Linked DNA regions of Homo sapiens: region 2 is linked to region 1. The links are chromatin contacts, found by Hi-C or POLR2A ChIA-PET in ENCODE. All regions are on one chromosome and are shown on one strand. Each heading gives the region's core, a stretch centred on a gene start or an enhancer-like site at or near the end of the contact. The rest is flanking DNA. Distances are from core to core; before and after follow the strand shown. Region 1 overlaps LOC124905177 (a long non-coding RNA gene). Region 2 holds the start of BCOR (BCL6 corepressor).

Region 1 (6,581 bases), core at 3,786-6,285:
TGTGTCGTTGTAGTTCAGTTATTCTCATTGCCATAGAGTCATACATTGGATGCATTTACCACAGTTTATCCTTCTTACTTTTGATGGGTATCTGGGTAGTTTCTAGTTTCTTTTACAGTTATAGCTAATGTTGCTTTAAACATTTCTTTCCATGAGCCTATGTACCCATTTCTGTTGGGTATATTCCTAGGAGAGAAATTGCTGGGTCATGGGTTTGTGTATATCCCACTTTAGTAGATGCTGCCAAACAGTTCTCCAAAGTGGTGGCACCAATTCACACTCCCACTGGCAGTGCACAAGAGCTCTGGGCTTCATTATTTTGCTGTTGTATCGTCCTCCCCTATGCCTCTATCTTGGGTAACTTTCAGCCACCGCCACTGTGAATATCTGAGTATGCCTTGGCAGGATTTCACTTGAAAAAGGCTGTTCTCTGGAACTGTCTTTCCTACTTTCTCTTAAGTACTTTCTGTAGCCACAGAAGTGCAGACCGCTTAGCATCTGCTCAAGTACAAAACTGATCTTTACATAATGCTGGCTGGGATTGGGGGAAGTGCAAGTAGAAGAAACCATTCTAGTCATTGAGCTTTGTTTTTTGGAATTATAGTCTTAAAATGTCTCTAATTCCCTGGATGTTAATGCTTGTGGAAGGAATAAGTGAGAGTTAAACTTCCCTTCTGAAAAAGAACATAAGCAGGTATTAAAAGAGAGTTATGAGAATCAGTAAGAATTATAGTTAAGGGTGGGACTGCCTGGATTCAAATCGTGGCTCCATCACTTACCATGTGACTTTAGGCAAATTACTTGAAATCTCTGCTTCAGTTGCCTCAGCTGCCAAGCAGAGAGAATAGTAACATCTATGTCATAGAGGTAGATTTGTGAGGACTAAATGGATTAATACATGTGTAGCTCTTGGAAGAATGCCTGTCATGTGGTAAGTACTATGTGAGTGTTAGCTGTAATGCCTATCTTAAGTCTTGAACCCTAGAAGCAGTTCCTGTGATGCCACAGAGTCATACATTGGGTACATATACCTACGCTGAAACTAATAGAAGTGTGAATTGGTGCACCCACTTTGAAGAACTGTTTGGCAGCATTCATTAAAGTGGGATATATACAAATCTATGACCTAGCAATTTCATTCCTAGGAATATACCCAACAAAAATGGGTACATAGGCACACGGAAAGAAATGTTTAAAGCAGCATTAGCTATAACTGTAAAAGAAACTGGAAACTACCCAAATGCCCATCAAAAGTCAGAAGAATAAACTGTTTTGTTCAAGTTCAGTTGAAAGAGTATTCTCAGGAGGGGGAAGGCAGGAAGCAGGACAGGGCATAGGGAGGAGCTAAGGATGTGGTTGAGCTGGAGCCCAGCTTTAACCTGATTCCAGGGTGGTTCTTGGGGCATAAATGACACCAGAGTTATCTTACCATGAAGCAAGGGGGTTGACTTTTTATACTGTTATGTCAGTCAGTCATTGGCTATGAGATGCTGGGGCTGGGGCACTTTGGACTGGGGACTCAGTTCCTGTTAGTTGAGGACAATCCTCCAGAGAAGGCTGCAGCTGTAAGCTCTTAGCAGTCAACAGCTCACAGCAGCTGGAAGCTGGGTGCACCTGCCAAAAAGGGGATCTGGGCGGGGCAACAACACTGTTTATTTTTCATAGCCAGGTTTTTATTGTAGTGACATCAGAAGAACTGTAAGGCCAATGATAAAGCAAGTCTTTCAGAGGTAAGGCACATAGCTTCCTGGGCATTCTTTTTCAGGAGCAGGAATGTCCACATGTGCTCACGAGCCCGAGAAGTCTGTACCTGCAGATGAGTGATGAGCTCGTGAATGTACCTGCTCCTCCAACAGCAGTTGCCTCCGTATAAGCTTAAAGCATTAAGGCTCCCCTTGTCATCATGTTCCTTCCACTCAAGCGGCCCCTCCCTTAGCCCTGCTTCTTGGGATACTTACCTTTCTAGACCACTACTTTTAATCTAAGTTTTTCTCTGCCTTCTGACCATCTCTATTCCTATGAGGGAAGTGAAAAGAAATGTACAAAATACATCGTCATTTATTGGAGGCTCACTGGCTCCTTAGTCTGTTTGCTTGGCAGTGAAATGTCACCACACCAAGAGCTCATGACTTAATCAGCATTTATATAATCTGCCCCTCTCTTTGGGAGATGAAGCCAGTGAGCTCTGCTAGATGCATGTTTGATTTCTAGAAGGTATTTCTGCTGGCCGTGACTCTCTCAGTATCCAGCTCTCCACTTGCACTGAACAAGGCAACATTAAAGCAAGCTGAGTCACTCTGTAGACAAATAGGAAGCCACTTACTTCCCTGTCTCTGCACCTAGGGAATGCTGGGAGAGCCGGTGAACACCCCAGCACTAGTGGGGCTGGGAGTTTTAAAGTACTACATGAAAAAGCCAGACTCACACTAACATACACATTTCTTAATTTCAATTCAACAAAGTGGGAGAGGTGCACATCAGCCTACCTGGGAGGTAAAATCTGGGAAAGGAAACTAGAATGTACAGTGGCACTAAGCTGAAATCTGCAACATGTACCATTTTCAAGCATTGGTTTGTTAGATAGTAAGTAGTTTGCTCATTCATTCATTCAGCTGGTATTCAGTAACTATCCTCTATGTGTCAGTTTCTGTGCTCCATGCTGGACCTATCAAGGAAATTAGCCACAAAACAAATAATTGTAATTGTGATAAGTATTATAAAGGGCCAAATCCAGTAGGAACTGGGAGCTCTAGCATATTGCTTACTACTACCAGGAGAGAAGTTGGGAAGATTTTTAGCATAGGGACTGCTACTTCTGACACACATGAAACTTTGTGGGTTCATCAGAAGGCCAAAACCAAAAAGGTTAAAAAATTAATTTTTGGACTCCAGTGCTTTGCATGCAATGAATGACTGCACAGATGCCTGCCAGTTCATTCACACATTCGTTTGACAAACATCTGAACACCTCCAGGACATACCAACTGGACAGACTCATTTTTGATTCTTCAGGTATAGCCATGTGCCACATCATGACATTTCAGTCGATGACAGATTGCATATACAATGGTGGTCCCATAAAATTATAATGGAGTGATATGATGGAGTAGGCTATACCATCTAGGTTTGTGTATGTAAACTCTATGATGTTCACACAATGACAAAATCGCCTAATGTGCATTTCTTAGAGTGTATTCCCACCCTTAAGCGATGAATATCTGTAGTAACATTTTTGCATTCTGCATCAAGGGCATCATCCCTTTCTTCTATCCTCCCTGGGCTGCTCTGCTCAGATATACCTGAAGATCACCTGGGTAGGTTAGAATTTAAAAGAAAACCCTGATGGAAGAAGAAAATGATTCCATCAAGAAAAATTGTTAATTGTGTTTTCTAAACCTTTTCCCCAAGGAGGTTTTCAAGCAAGCGGTGAATTTTCATGTGCAAAGCAGGAGGGCTTGTTTATGTCTTTAACCTTGATGAACAACAGGAGAGCTGGCCAATGTTCGTGTGATTGTTGGTCACTACGTGACTCAGTGGTCAAAACAAAACCCATGGGACCTGACTCCTGAGGCCTGTGCTTCACTATCAGCCATAACTTCCTCATTTCTTTTTATGGCTGGTGGATTTGGCCCTTTAAATAGCATTGCATGAAGCTAGCGCAGTCAACAGTTCAGGATTTGAGCTAAATGGAGGCAGCATAGGCCAGATAGGTAATGTAATACAGTAGCACAGCAGCAGCAAGAGCAACAGTAATGATAGTGATAGCAGGAGTAGGAGTAGTAACCATATTGTGTGTGTTGTGCACTGTACTTAGCACTTGTCCTCATTATCTTATTTAATTCTCTCAACGGTCTCAGGATATATGTACAATCAACCGTCCACATCCATAGTTCCATATCTGCGGATTCAACCAAACTTGGATAGAAAATATTTTTTAAAATAACAATACAAATGTAAAAATAATACAAATTTTAAAAACCAATACAGTGTATCAATTGCTTTGGGAAACTGAGGTGGGAGGATTATTTGAGGCCAGTAGTTTGAGACCAGCCTGGTCAACATACTGAGATAACATTTACACTGTATTAGGTATTATAAGTAATCTAGAGATGACTTAAAGTATGCAGGAGGATATGCGTAGGTTATATGCAAACACTAAGCAATTGTATATAGATTTTGGTATCCATGGGAGGTTCTGAAACCAATCCTCCACATATACCAAGGGACAACTGTGTTAGTATTATTGTTCAATAGAGGTCAGCTAACTTGCCCAGGGTTACAATGGTTTAAGTGGCAGACTCAGAAGTGGAATCAAGATCTTTCTGACCGCAAGATTTATTTTCTTATTTCAATTTATCATCTCTCAAGAAAGTGAGCTTTGGGATAAAAGAAAAATAAAACTGCCAGTTAAAGCTCTATGAACATGGTGAGGATATTTAAACATTTTGTCCTTTGGTTTTCTTCTCTGAAAAATGAAAATAGCTCAGAAGAGTTGTGAAAATTAAATGGATTAATTAATTTAAAATCTCTGGCACATAGTAGGCACTCAATAAATGTTAGTTTCCTTCCTTTTTGAGAAAGCCACTTGGATTCCTTTGCAGGATGGAAATCAAGGAAGCATTAGCTCAAGTTGAAGCTTTTCAGAGATCTGAAACTAATACTGCCTGAGTTTTTCCAACTCAGGAAGGAGGCTAGTGAAATATCACAGCCCTCAGCCAGGTGGCCTGTTACTGAGTAAACCCTGATGGGAAATGGTGGCAGGGGACTACTTCTGTTACACAGGGTAGCTGATATGCAAACATAAGTCACTGTATTGCCATATAAAGATTTAGTTCATAACCGTGTGATACTATAGTTACTTTGAGAGAAGAGAACTAAAAAAACTCAAGCTGTAGTCCAGTGAAATTGTTCATTTTTGGTAAAAGAGATTCTGGCAGTTTGAGACTCCATCCCTGGTTGATTGTTGAAGCTTCCAGAGAATGAGTCCAGTGACTCCTCATCTCCTGTACTATGATTGGGCACTGAGTCACACTCCCAACCCCACCCTGGCCCTCTATGGCACTCCCCAACTGGCGTTCCTGCAAGCTTTCCAAACCAGGGTACAGTCATACTTCCCACAAACCTGCTAAGGGCTTCCTGGGACAGCGGATGCTTGAGGAGTGCTTGGTCAAGGCCTAGGTTTAAGTCGTGGTTTTGCCTCAAGTGAGGGATAACTCTCAGCAGTCTTGCTCATAAGTCTTTTTGAAGAACCAACTTTTTTTTTTTTTAACTTTTAAGTTCAGGGGTACGTGTGCAGGTTTGTTATATAGGTAAACTTGTGTTTACCTTGTGGGTTTTGTTGTACAGATTATTTTGTCACCCAGATATTAAGCCTAGTGTACCAATAGTTATATTTCCTGATCCTCCCCCTCCTCCCACCCTCCTTCCTCTGATAGGCCCCAGTGTCTGTTAGAACCAACTTTTCACTTCTTGAGTATCTCTATTGTCCGTTTATGTTCTTTGGCTTATCTTTATTGTTTCCTTCCTTTTGCTTTCTCTGAATGTAATGTGTTGTATTTTTCTTCTTGGAATGAATAATGAGATCACTAACTTTTAGCTTTATTTCCTAATTTATGAATTCAAAGCTATAAATTTCCCTGTAAGCATAGCTTTAACTGCACCCCACAAGTTTTGCTATGCTATATTTTTATTACCACTCAGTTCAAAGTTTTTTTCTAACCTTTATTGGGATTTTTTTTTTTACCTGGGAGTTATTTAGAAGTATAATACTTAAGTTCCAAATATTTGAGGATTTTCCAGTTATATATCCTTAAATTGCTTTTTAATTTATTCTAGCTGTGGTCAGGGAACATACTCTAAGTGATCTCAATTGTTCAAAATTTATTCGATGTGCTTTATGGCCCAGCTATATATAATTTTGGTAAATGTTTCATGTACACTTGATATATATATATATATAATATATAGTATGCAATATTAAACATATGCACAAAATATATCAATTAAATCAAGTTTGTTATTTGTATGTTTCAAATCTTCCTTATTGTTTCAATTTCGTGCCTGTTGTTTTTTTCTTTCTCTAACAGTTGTGGAGGGAAATAACTAACAAGGCAGAAATTGTAACAATAATCCAGGTCTCAGAATGAAGTACATATACCTACATTTTGCATTCCTTGGAATTCTTTTTCCATAACTTCCTGCTAACCAGAAAGATGTGAATTTGGGAAAGGTGGTCCAAAGGCTTTCTGTTGGGCTTGTATTTTCAAATGTAAGGGAGTTGCCTTACAATTCCTCACCATGATTGTGAATTTGTCTGTTTCCTCTTTATTTCAGTCAATTTTTGCTTTATAGTTTAAGGCTACATTATTACATACATATAAGATTGTTTTATCTTCCTGGTAGACTGTGACCCATTTAATCAAATGTCTATCTTTTTTCTTGAGATAGGGTTTCACTCTGTCACCCAAGCTGGAATGCATGATCTTGGCTCACTGCAGCCTCCATCTCCTGGGCTCAAGCAATCCTCCCACCTCATTCTCCTAAGTAGCTAGAACTACAGGAGCACGCCACCATGACTGGCT
Region 2 (6,426 bases), core at 63-2,562, 1.2 Mb after region 1:
CGCACGCACACGCCGACGTTCCACTTGGAGGAACGACCGGCCCCCGGAGAGGCGAGACGAGGCGGCGGTGGCGGCGGCTGGGGGTTTTTACAGTTCTTTCCCGAGTCGAAAAAGAAAGCAGACGGCAACCCGCTGCCCTCCCCTTCCTGCTCGCGAGCTAACGCCGAACCCAGCTTCCCAGCTTCCAGCCCACCTCCCCCCCCTCCGCCCGACTCGCGGCGCTCAGCGGCGACCGCGCTCCCGCGCACAGACACACACAGGCTGCAAACTTCCACTCTGCGAACTCCCTGCTCTCCTCCTGGCCCACCGGGAGGCGCCAGGCCCCCAGCCGCGCCCCCTCCCTCCCTGGTGCCCACGCGGGGCCGCTTAGGTTGGCTGCATTTTAAATAACATAGCTATGAAATAAAAACGAAAGCGAGCCAAGCAGCCAAAGGGAAGCGCGAGGCAAAAGCTTCGCGGGGTACGCTGCGGGAGGGGGCCCCGGGAGAGGGGGCCGACTGCAGCCCTCAGCGCGCCCGCCCGCCCACCCGTCCGCGGTCTCCCGGGGGAAAGGTGTTCCGGGCACTGACCTGAAATCCCCGGTGGGGGAGTAGGCAGGGAGCCTGCGATCCGGCTCTTTGAAGTTTTCCCCCAAGCGGACTCGAGGCGGCGAGAAGGAGCGGGGGGCGGTTGGGTGGGTGGAGAGAGATATGAGGGGTGGGGGGGGTTGGCGACGTTAACGAGCGGAGAAGGAGCCGGGCCGGAGAAGCGCGGCGAGCAGCAAAGTTTGCGGTCCCCGGCTGCCCGCAGCCCGCTCGCGGCGCCGCGCTCACTCGACTCCCTCGCCGTCTGCTGGCAGCCGGCTGCCCTCGGGGTCGGCCCCGCCGAGGGGTGGGCTCTGGGCCGGGTGGGGGCGGGGCGGGGCGGGCTCGGGGCCTCCGGGCAGGTGGCGACAGCCCCGTGCGATCCTCCGGGCTCCCGCAGCTGGACTGGGCTTGGCCGAGCTCAGCAGCTCCCGCGCTGCCGCCGCCGCCCGCGCTCGGGCAGGAGCCCCAGCGCCATGTTGACGGTTCGCCGCGAGCGCCCGCTCGGGCTGGGTGTGTGTGAGTGTGTGTGAGTGTTGGCCAAGTCGTCCCTGCGCGGCGACAGCGCGGCTTGGGCTCTCCGCCCGGCGGCTCGCGGGCTCCCCCTCCGCCGCCGCCGCCCGCCTAGCTCCCGCTCTCGGTCGCGGTCTGGGCTCCTGCGCGTCTCCCCCGCAGCCGCCGAGCTCGGCCCGCGTTCAGCGAGGAGCGCAGCTCTGCCTCACCTTGCCGCTGGGAGCCCAGGCTCCGTCTGCCGCCGCACGCCGCGATCCCAACGCGTCCCCCCTCCCTGGTTCCCTCCTCTTCCTCCTCCCCCTCCCTCCGCCCGTCCTCCCTCCCGCCCGCCCTACCTCCCTCCCTCCCAACAGCCGCCTCCCCTCCCCCCGCAGGCGCAGCGCTCGGGCGACAGCCGCCCGCCCGCCGCCGCCTCCAGCTCTCGCAAGTTTGAGCTCCGCCAGTCTCCGCTCACCCTCCGCTGCGGCGCCTCCGCGGCGGGGTTTCGGGAGGGGTGATTCCCCAGGAAAGGTTTGCCCGAGTTTCCCCGGCCGTCATCGATGCACGGCCCGGCACGTTTTGGCCTCTCTGGATCCGAACCCCGGACCACTTGGGTGGCGCCCCCCCTCCTCGTCCCCCGGCCTCCCCTCCCCAGCTCGGGCCGAGTTGGCTGCGCACGCCCGACCCGGGCGCACGTCCTGGGCGAGCCGGAGACCGACTTGGGCGGCGGCGGCGGCGAGGGCTGCCGGCAGAGCCAGAGCCGAAGGGATGGGGGCGGCGGGGGCGGCTCTCCCAGCCGCGCGCCGAGACTCCCCTCGCTACCCAGAAGGCCAGTGGAGGACCGCAATTACCATAAAGCGCCTCGCACTCCGCTCAGCCAAAGCTGTCAAACCCCAGCGGCAGCAGCCGCTGCCGCCGCCTCTTGCCACCAGCGCTGCGCTCTCCCGGCCTCGTCCCCTCCGAGACCCAGCGGAGCGTGGCCTGTGTGCTCCCGTGCTCACCCCCACCCCAGTTTGCCCCTTCCTCCCAGAGGAGCCCTTTCCCATTTCGGTGTTAAAAGCTACCTGAAAACACCACCCCAGGCAACGGTGGCCGTTCCGCCTGAACTCCGCGCCCGAGTTCCCCGGACGTTTCAATTGTGTGGGAATTGTTTGGAGGTGGGGGAAGGGGGGAGCAGCCCGTGGAGGCACCGGGAGGCGTGTGGGGGGCGGTCGGCGAGCGGAGATCCGCCTGTATTTCTCCCGGTTCTCGAGCATTTTCACGGTCTGTACCTCTGATGGTTGGAGGGGCTGCCCAGGCCCCTCGCCCCGGCGTTGGGAGATTATCTCCCGCGTTTTATTTTCCTTGACAGGGAGCAACTTTTGGCTTACACCGTTCGCCCCATAAATTTCCACTCGGTAACGTCGTGCTGATCGGTGCTTGGCGGCGGCGTACAGCCTGCGCCCGCAGCAGTTCAATTCAATTGACACGTATTGAGCTTCTCCAGCGCACCCGGCGCGGCTCTGGGCGCGGGGGGAGGGCGGGGGCAGGCGGGAGGGAGGGGGAAGCGGAGAAGCGAGGTTCCGGCCTCCCCGGAGCGCAAAGCCTCAAGGGCGAGCCGAGAAGCCCTAGTTGGTGAAGCTGGCGGGAAGGGGTAGGAGTGGGGGAGGGGGTATTCCGGACTAACCGCGCCCAGACTGCGGGCCCGGACTTCGCGGCCAATGGTGACCCCATTCGGCTGCCCACTAGGGTCTTTTTATACTGGGAAGGGGGTGGGGTGTCTCTTTCTGCCTAAGGACAAGATGGTGCAGGCTCCATGAAACATAAATCTGAAATGGAGGTGGCTTGTAAATCCACACGGAAAGTTTTTAAAATATCCTGGAGTGTCCCCATGCCAAAAATAATCAAAAGCATCTCAAGTTGATTACTAAGTCAAGGTCAAGGCCAAAATCAGCTCTAGCTAGCAGATATTTTCCCTTTTAAAAATTAGACTCACTACTGACTGTGGGACTGGTATTAGGTGCGATTTTATTCATTCTGTTTTAGTTCTCAGCACATAGTTATAAAAACAGCCCTTCTCAAAGCAGAAGTGAAACATCTCTACCGTTTGAAACCCGAAACTTCGGCAGAATTAAATCTTCATGCTCCAGAGCTGCTTATAACAACTGATGCAAAAGACAGGCGAGCAAGTGCCCCCGCGAGCAGTGCCCAGCCAGGCTGGGCCGCGAACGCTTCCAGGACCAGCGCCTGCAGAATGGAATGCACGCTTTTTTCTTCCTGGTCTTTCTGGGGGTGGATATCTCTGCAAGCCAACCCACACATTTTTTTAATCTCCGGTAACAAGCAGAAAGACACCTGGACTATTATGCTGTAAAACTATTTTTTATAAAGACATTTTAGGACCAGACATTAAAAGTTATTAGATTGAACGCATGCGAGTTACAGACACAGCTGGAGAAAAGGCCTCTGGTTGTGTGTTGTGGCAACATTTCTTTTTGAAGCGACTCCTTTTATTCAAAACAAGTCAAAAATAACCGGGAAGGCTGAAGCTGGGTATTTGTGGGGAAACTCTGAACGTGGTTCCAGGCGAGGAGGCCGCTCTGCTGCTGCAGGCTGGACGGGAGAACTGGCCTGGGCCAGTGTGGAGCCGTGCCAGGCTCTTCCGGCTCGGTTAGGCCGAACCGCAGAGGCCCTGGCCCGGCGCCCAGCCACCTTCTATCCCCTCCCCTCGTCTCCCCAACTCTGCCCCCAGGCACAGGCTTTTCTCGGAGTTCGAAGTCGCATGTAAACGTCCAGAACTTTTAGAAAATCCAGGAACCGAGCTCGGGGCCTGCAGCCTCTCAGAGTCTTACGGCCTCCCGGGGCTGCTGACAAAGAGGCCTGTTTGTCTAACTTTAAAAGTCCTAGAATTCGGGAGGCTGAGCCAGGAGAATCGCTTGAACCCGGGAGGCGGAGGTTGCGGTGAGCCGAGATCGCGCCGTTGCACTCCAGCCTGGGCAACAAGAGCGAAACTCCGTCTCAAAAAAAAAAAAAGAAAAGAAAAAGAAAAAAAAAAGTCCTAGAGTTAAAATGAACAGGGGTGGTGGGGGTGCTGTAAATGCGAAGGGGCCGAGGGGAGGGCTGACTGGGGGAGAAATTTGATGCTGGAGACAAACAGGCCAGTAAATTCGCCTTTGACGTAATTTGCAACATCCTCCCCCACCTTTTCTAGGGATCTTGCCTCCACGGTAGGCTGGTAGGATTAAAGGGTTTCTCCTCCATCTCCTAGGGATACATTTTTCAACTCCGTGGGATTTCAAAAATATCTTATTAAGGGAGTCCTAAGAGGCATGAGTGGTGGGGGGGATTCGTGACTCACTGGGAATTAAAATGTGGGATTTTCCCGAGGCGCTATAAGGCAGAGGGGGGGAGGGGAGATTACACCTATTGGCCCGGTTAGTTCCAATTGTTCTGGGGAAAACAAGCAGAAAGCTGTCGAAGGGCAATCCCATCTTGTGTCCTCACTTAAGAAGGGGCTCAGGGAGCTGGGGATGCCGCGGGGCCTGCAATGGGTGCCGGCGGTTTGGCCCTTCTCCTGCCCCCTCCTCTCCTGCCCTCCCACAAGCCCTTCGGGAGCTGACCCGGGGGTCAGGCTGCTATACCCAGCACTCAGCAAGGGGAGGATTTCAATGAAAACAGAGGAGGAGGAGAGAGTGAGCAAAGGAGTGCATGGGAGGGGAGGCCGTGCAGCCCACGGAGAAATAAAGAAATAGGTGCCGAAATGAGAGGTGCTGCGGATGGAGCAGCGGGGGCTGCCCCTCCGCCACCAATCTCCCTTCCCATGGAAGTGTCTCCTGATTATAACAAACCACTCGACCTCAGGCTAACCAGGCCCTGCAACTGGGCAATCGAGCTGGCCCTTCTAGGAGCAGGCCTTGAGCCTGGCTGCCCTTCTCAAGGCAGGTTGACTCTGCAAGACCCGCTAGGGCCTCTCCCACACACCTCCAGCTCCACCCTGGCCTAGGGGAAAGGCCAGGCATCCTGTGTTTGGGGGGACCCTGGCCTTCTAACCTTGTGTGCAAGATTTATTTATAACGTATACTAGGATCCACATCATAAAGCTTATAACGTATGTGTAGGCTTCCGATGGTCCTCCTCGGAGGCTGTTCTCAGGGCGATGACACTTGGTACTGGAACAGGTGGGACTCGGATGAGTACAGATAATGTATTTTTACATAATGTGAGGTAGCCTTTCTTTAAAAACACACCCACACTTATAGTCTTCTGGTCACTTTGTACAAGAACTCTGGGCTTATCCAATGGCACTTTAAAAAACATCCGCTGCCCCATCCTCCAAGCACAAGGCACAGCTGGCTTCCCCTCTGAAACTCAAACGAGGTAACAAACAGGAGGCGCATCCTCCTCCCAGGATTTCACTCATCTGGAAACATCTAAAGGTAGCTGCCTCCCAGGGCAGAAGACTGCTGGACTTAAGGGTCGCCAGGCTGAACATGACTGTTCTTTCTTCTTCCTAGCCTTTGGAGGGTTATTGGGTGTTTGGGGAAGGAAGGCCCTAAGGGCAGCCTCTCCGTGGTTCCTAGCAACCATCTTGGAATTTCTGGTCTGGGCTCGATTTGGGTCAGGCCCTGAGCTCCCCGAACACAGGCACGTGTGGGTGAACTGGCATCTACACTACGGGGGCCCGCAGGGTGGTTGGGTGTCGACCAAATGGGCATAATACAGGAGGCTTCTGGGAGGCTGGCCGCCTCTTGCGCTCGGCAAGGGCTTAAGAGCCCTCGACGCCGCCGCGCTGGGCCGGGTGCTCCTGCAGATAAACCCGGACGCCACGTCCCGCCTCGGCTGCTTATTTAGCAAGGCGCCTTCTGCGCATATTTTACCCGGCTGGGGGCAGTGAGTGGGAACCGCCGGGAGAGGGGGCGGGGAACCACCAACTACTCGCCTTCGGACCCAGTGTGCCGGCCTCCGGCCCCAGCCATTTTGTATCCAGCTTCCCTCCTCCACTCCCACCGGGTCCCTGCGAAGACGCACCACCCCGAACCCCTTCGCGGTACCACTCCCGAACTGGAGGGGTAGAGAAGGCTCTGCCAGCCCCTCGCCTGCAGCAGGAAGGTGGGTACGGACCAGCAGAAGGGAAAGCGGTGCTGATCTGTCTCTAAATACCTCTGCCCTCCCGCCCCCAACAAAGTCGGTCACAGAGGTGAGTGGCGCGGGATGGTTGCCTCGAGAAGGTCGCAGCCAGGAGCAAAGCTTTGGGGCTCACAACGGACTGGGCATTCCAAACGGTGTAATCTTCGGCACATTTCACCCGCTCCCATTCCACCTTCCGAACCACTCTGCTCTCGGTGCTCATCCTCCTCTCCATACCTGCGTTCCCAGCGCGTTAGCAGCCGCG

Evidence for each region. Hi-C counts contacts between places; a loop is a spot of excess contacts on that map. ChIA-PET counts read pairs that join two places held with the same protein, here RNA polymerase II (POLR2A). Pooled maps may share reads with other maps.
Region 2: a map with no recorded cell type shows a loop between it and region 1 (14-fold over the local background). The contact joins the promoter of BCOR here to the enhancer-like site in region 1. A Hi-C loop is called at or near these places in 2 of 37 single-sample maps with no recorded cell type and 2 of 50 pooled maps. POLR2A ChIA-PET finds 5 or more read pairs at or near these places in 3 of 52 experiments (HEK293, OCI-LY7 and WTC11).

The regions. Positions count from the first base shown.
Region 1 is chrX:38,878,361-38,884,941 of GRCh38, forward strand. All of the region lies in intron 1 of LOC124905177 (a long non-coding RNA gene), which reads left to right. Among named protein-coding and RNA genes, the nearest start is that of MID1IP1-AS1, 78 kb to the left of the region's middle. RefSeq lists an enhancer at 1,435-1,484. Within about 2 kb of position 5,036, at least 4 of the 41 ENCODE cell types and tissues checked have a DNase peak (open chromatin) inside an H3K27ac peak, as active enhancers do; they include OCI-LY7, where a contact is called at or near this core.
Region 2 is chrX:40,096,646-40,103,071 of GRCh38, forward strand. BCOR (BCL6 corepressor) reads right to left here and starts at 1,313. Exons shown (of 15, transcript NM_001123385.2): 1 at 570-1,313. It overlaps LOC107985687 (translation initiation factor IF-2-like), which reads right to left. Exons shown (of 1, transcript NR_171574.1): 1 at 5,091-6,426. RefSeq lists silencers at 877-936, 1,027-1,076, 1,137-1,366, 1,387-1,506, 1,637-1,806 and 1 more and enhancers at 3,703-4,223, 5,894-6,426.